2 separate regions of the Mus musculus genome follow, and region 1 is linked to region 2. A link is a contact called in ENCODE Hi-C or POLR2A ChIA-PET data. All regions are on one chromosome and are shown on one strand. Each heading gives the region's core, a stretch centred on a gene start or an enhancer-like site at or near the end of the contact. The rest is flanking DNA. Distances are from core to core; before and after follow the strand shown.

Evidence for each region. A loop is a pair of places that touch in the nucleus more often than their neighbours do. ChIA-PET counts read pairs that join two places held with the same protein, here RNA polymerase II (POLR2A).
Region 1: a map of heart shows a loop between it and region 2 (2.1-fold over the local background). The contact joins the promoter of Zfp78 here to the promoter of Zfp787 in region 2. A Hi-C loop is called at or near these places in 1 of 37 maps with a recorded cell type or tissue (heart). POLR2A ChIA-PET finds 5 or more read pairs at or near these places in 3 of 5 experiments (Patski and embryonic stem cell).

Annotation. Positions count from the first base shown.
Region 1 is chr7:6,362,026-6,364,725 of GRCm38, reverse strand. Zfp78 (zinc finger protein 78) reads right to left here and starts at 1,418. Exons shown (of 5, transcript NM_001025163.1): 1 at 1,379-1,418.
Region 2 is chr7:6,154,610-6,157,309 of GRCm38, reverse strand. Zfp787 (zinc finger protein 787) reads left to right here and starts at 1,345. Exons shown (of 3, transcript NM_001013012.2): 1 at 1,345-1,465. It overlaps Gm36371 (a long non-coding RNA gene), which reads right to left and starts at 91. Exons shown (of 2, transcript XR_391130.2): 1 at 1-91.

The DNA.
Region 1 (2,700 bases), core at 169-2,668, 210 kb before region 2:
AGTCAAAATCTCTTCTGAGACTCATGCAATCTCATAACTGTAGCCCTGTAAAGTCAAAATTAAAAAGCAGATCACATGCTCGCAACATACAATGCCAAAGCATACACATTATTTCCAAAAGTGGGGCTGGAGAAATGACTCAGCAGTTAGGAACACTGGATGTTCCTCTAGAGGACTGGGGTTCAATTCCCAGCACCCACATGGCAGCTTACAACTGCCTGTAACTCTAGTTCCAGGAGATCCATGCCTCCAGCCATGCATTTGGTGTACATATTTGTGCATGCAGGCAAAATATCCATACAAGCAAAAATAAATAAATCTTTAAAAATAAAAACACATTCCAAAAGGGAGAGAAAGGAGCACAATAAGAAAATCAATACTGGACCAAAGAACAAAGACGGAAAACAAGCAGGGCAAACTCTAAATTCTGCATCTCTGTGTCATTCAGATCTCCGAATCCTTTCAGCTTTGCTGACTGCCACGTACTTCTCTGTCTTGGGCTGGTTCCACACTCAGGCTGCAGCTACCCCACGACTCTAGTATCTCCAACATCTTGAAGTCTCCAACACAATCCTATCTTCACTTTACCCACTTCCCTCAACGGCCTCTCAGGATTTCTATGCAGGGATACAATACTCCTGTCAGAAAGCTCTTTGAATCCTTTCCTTTTGAGTCGCTATGGACACTTCATCACGTAAGCATGGCTGTGTAAATCATTTATCTGAGTGTGGGTTGCACACGCCTGTAATTACAGCACTTGGAAGGCTGAGTTAGGAAGATCAGAGTTCCAAACTCATCCTCTACTTACATAAAGAGTTTGAGGACTGCTGGATTACATGACATTCTGTCTCGAAACATCAACAAAAGGACTGGCATCTGGTGATCAACCTCAGCTCCTGTCCTCTCCTGGATGGGGTTTGGGACTGATCCTCTAATCCCGTTTAGCGTCTGCGATGATCAGCACCGACTCTGAAACTACCTTGAGTCTTGTCAGCCATCAATCAAGAGCAGTCAACAAGGTATTTATTACTTTGGAGATTCCAAGCATTTAAGTGCTGTAATGCAGATCACTGGAAGACACACTTATCATCATACATTTCACAGTTCTCTCACAATCACAGCACTTATTTCTCTCAGACTCTGTCTCCCTCTCTCACACCGAAAACTTACAGCCCAGTTCCTTTCACACACGCACGGGCCTGGCACACCCAAGCACAGACTTAGATCCGGACGCCCAGTCGTCTGAGCTTTCGTGCCCCCTAGATTCCACGCAACCGCCTGCCTACCTCCAGACAGAAAACACAGGGACCACGAGGATCTCCCCTGCCCGCAGCGCTCGGGCTCCCACTCCCTAACAAGCGCCCGCTAGCTGCCTTACCCAGACGCTGTCAACCGAGGAACGCTGGGAGGTTTCCTACAAGCTATGTGTGCGCAAGCGCAGCCTCTGCCAGCGACGACCTAAGAGCTTAATCTGAGAAAGGTGGGGCTGAAGGGGCGTGTACTCAGCGAAGTCTGCGATGAGAAGCGGGTACTACGGAGAACAGTTTCTTAGACTGAGGGTGAAGGCAAAGCTAAGCAGAGAAGAGCAAGGGTCTCAGAAGTTTGATGTGAGGGGCTGGGCTTAGATAGGAAGGTTCCCAGAAGAAACTGGAGTAAGGGGCGGGGCTTGGTGGAGAAGGGGCGTGTTCTCAGCAGAGTCCCTGGAGAGGGCGGTACTAAGTGGGTAAGGGGCGGGAGCTTATCCGTATTAGGTGAGGGGCGGGGTTATCAAGTAGGGCGGGTTCTCAGCTCTGTGTGAGGTGAGGTGAGGGCAGGGATTAGAGGAGGGGCGGGTTCTCAGAAGAATCCGAGGTGAGGGCGGGGCTTAGCAAGAACGGTTGGTCTCCGCCTCCGGAGGTGAGGGCGGAGCTTGGAGGAGAAGGGGCGGGTTCTCAGCGGCTCGTGTGAGGGCGGTGCTAAGCATTGAAGGAGTGGGTTCTCGGCAATCTGAAGGGGCGGGGCTTAGCCAGTAGGGCGGTTCTCCTCACAGTCAGAGGTGAAGGCGGGGCTTGAAGAAGGGGCGGGTTCTCAGCAGATTCTAGAGGGCGGGACTTAGTATAGAAGGGGCGGGTTCTCAGCAAAATCTAGAGGGCGGCGGGGCTTGAGGCGAAAGAGCAGGTTTTCAGCGTAGTGCATGGTGAGCCTGGCGCTAAGCAGAAAAGGGGAGGGTTTACAGCATTCTGAGATGAGGGGCAGGGCTTAGCAAGTAGGGAGGTTCTCCCCGCAGCCCGAGGTGAGGGCGGGGCTTGAAGGAGAAGGGGCGGCTTCTCAGAGGAGTCAGAGAAAAAGGGCAGAATTTGAGGAGAAAGGCACCATTTAAGACTGTTTGCAGAACGGATTGGAGCTGTGACAGTGTGTGGCTGAGTGCGTGATTATACAGAAGGGTTGCCCAGGATTCCTAGCCGTGTCGGTTAGGGCGAGTCTTGCGCCAGCTCTTTGTTAGGCTCCCCACCCTTTCGTGAGGCTTCCCTCACACTCTTTTGTGAGCCTCCTTGATGTCACTGTCCCTTACTTAACCAAGCTCGATCTTTATTGTTAGTTTTTGAGATTATAATTTTTGTAGAGGGAGATTTGAGGTGGTTAGCCCAGACTAACCTCCGAAATGGGTAACTCTTGATCTTTCTGTATCCATTCGTTTTCTTCCAAATTGAAATCAATGGT
Region 2 (2,700 bases), core at 96-2,595:
GATGCTGCCAGTTTGCCTTTTAGTTTTGTTAGCTTTGAGCCAGGAAGGGATAGTTAATTTTTTTTTTTTTTTTTTTTTTTACTGTCCTCCGTTTACTCTTTACCTTTGGGGCCATTTTAATACCCCTGCTGTGGGTTCGCCTTTAGCCTTTTGATCAGTTACAAGCAGCCTGTGATCTTTATCACCCGTTGAAAGGTCCTGGCTGGTTTATCTTTAATCTAACCACGGAAGTCCAGCGCTTGAACATGAATTACAGGCAGTTTGGACATTTTCCATTACAGGGCTCAGCATAGGCCTCCTCTTGAATTTTCTAACTCTCTACACATCCTTAACAGTCTGCTGAGCAAAGACTTCTGGAGCACCTTGCTAAGGAGATGGCTATGCTTTCCATTTTCTTAGCTTGTCCTCAGGTGTCATGTATCGTTTTGCCTGTGGGCTTTGCTTCTTTAGGCTGCCCAGGATTTTCTCTGGTGCAGGAGGAGTTTGTTTAAAAAGTCCATCCCTTACTTAGTCCAAGTGTCAGCAGCACCTGACGCCTGCTTTTGTAAAGGTAGTTACGTGATGATGATACCATTTGTCTCAGAGAAGCTGACATTGACTTTCAAGTTTCAAATTGTGCCTTGGAAGCAGATATCTGTAGAGGGTCCTTTCATTCCTTTTCTTCATCATCAGCATCCTCCAAACTGTGATGGACCTTTCTTCTAGGAGAGTAATAAGTCATAAACACTTAATTTGGAGCCCTACTCTGAAGGTTCGAGGTCATTCTTGCTATGTCACTTAGTAAGGTAATGTGACCTCTGGTTCTCTGCAAAACAGGCCGATTTCAAGATGAGGTCGTCCCAAAATGCAACCCGCACCGGAGGCTCGAGCGGAAACATTTTGGGGAAAAACTCCAGATCTCGTGAACCGAATTTTTTCTTGAGACCGGCGTTGGCCTGGAAGCGCCCCGGGGCGGAAGGGGTTACGATGATAGAGACGACAGGAGGACTGGAGTAGTGGGAGCGTCGCCGCGGGCAGCTCACCGCGCAGGCGCGAGCGACGAGGCTGGGTTGGGGGCCGCCCCGACACCCGGAAGTGTGCGCCTAACGGGTCGAGCCCAGCCTTCTGTCCGGGGAGGGGGCGGGGCCCGAGCCCCTCGGAGCGAGGCGCCATAGAGCAAAACGGAGGACCTGGGTCCTAGATAATTCCGGAAGTAGCGTCCCGAGGCGCCTTTCCGTACCATAGAGCCGGAGGGGGTAGCGGTCAGGGGTCCTGGAGCTCCTCTGCCTAGAGTGGCGAGGTAGCGGTGGCGGCCTGGGAGGGGGAGGAGAGGGAGAGGCGCGAGCGGAAGCGGCCGGGAAGGTCACTTCCGGCCTGGGCGCCCGTCCCCCTGACCCCAGGGTCTGAGTCGCCGCTGCCGCCGCTGCCACCATCCGCGAGGCAGGCGAGAGGAAGAGTGCGGCGTGACGGCCCCGGGGCCGCGGAGGTGAGGGCGGCCGCGGGCTCAGGGGGGCGTGCGCCGAGTGGCTGGGATGAGAGCGCGTCGGGAAGCTGGGCTTCGGACGGGGGTGGGTGGGGAGGCGGGAGGGCGAGCGCGGCAGAGCGGACTAGTGCGCGTGCGTGTCGTGTTAGGGGTGTGTGTGGGGGGGGTGGGCGTGAGCGGGCGCGCGGCCGGGGAGTTCGCGCGCGCGCGCGGGAGAGATTGGCGCCGCGGCCTGGGACAATGCGCGTGCGCTACTCCGGCGGCAGTGCTGGGCCGGCAGGCACCTGGGTTATCCAACCGGTGGGGTCCGGGCCACCCGGACTGGACTTGCAGCCGGTCATGGCCGGAAGTGCCAGGGACTTGTTGCGGGGGCGAGGCTTGATGTGGGGAGAGACCCCGCCGCCTGGATTGGGCTGACCGGAAACGGCGGCCCATGGTCAGTCTCGGCCCAAGTTCTCCCAAGTCCTCTCCTTCCTCAAATCGAGTCGCCTGGCCCGTTGCTGCCTCGGGGGCCATGCGCTGGCCTTTGATCCAGCGAGTAATTACGGGATGCAGGTGGCGGGAGGCTCATTCATCTATTTCCCCCGCGCGTGCTGACCGGCGGCAGGAAACACGTCCTGGGAGGGGAAGCGCCAGGCCAAGGTCAGCACCGTGTGGGTCGTCCTGGGCCGCCTGGACTGTTGCCTTCCTCCCCTGGGCGGACACAGGGCTGGGTCCAGCGCGGAGCCCCGCCCCTTAGCAGACCTCCCGCCTCCACCTCCAATCTGTACAAGAGTTAGGTCATAGGGTGACCCCCAAGCCCCGGGAATGTGTGCCCCAGCACTTACAAAAGGTCAGTCGGAAAAGTGATCCACAGACGAAGAAGTGAGTGGGGAGTGAACTGACACCTGTCTTAACACCAGGATAGGAAAATGAACATGAACTGGGGTTGGAAAGCAGGAGCTGAGACCTGACCCAGGACGACCTTAGGCGTTATTGCCCAGGTCGTTATTAAAAACGCAGACCTGATGGGTTCCCCCAACCCCTTAATTTCTGATTCAGGCTCCATGTTTGGCGTTGTTGAGAATCTAGCTGAGATCTGGCCTCTGCTCTGGGGAAAGCTTTAAGCCTCTTGGGTCAAGTGCAGGTAACTTTCCCCTCCTGCTTCTCTGGAGTCACTGAGTGCTGTGCTGCCATGGCCCAGAGAACTTTCACATTAGATTCTGACTTGGTTTATCTCATGTGTTCTCCATCTGAGC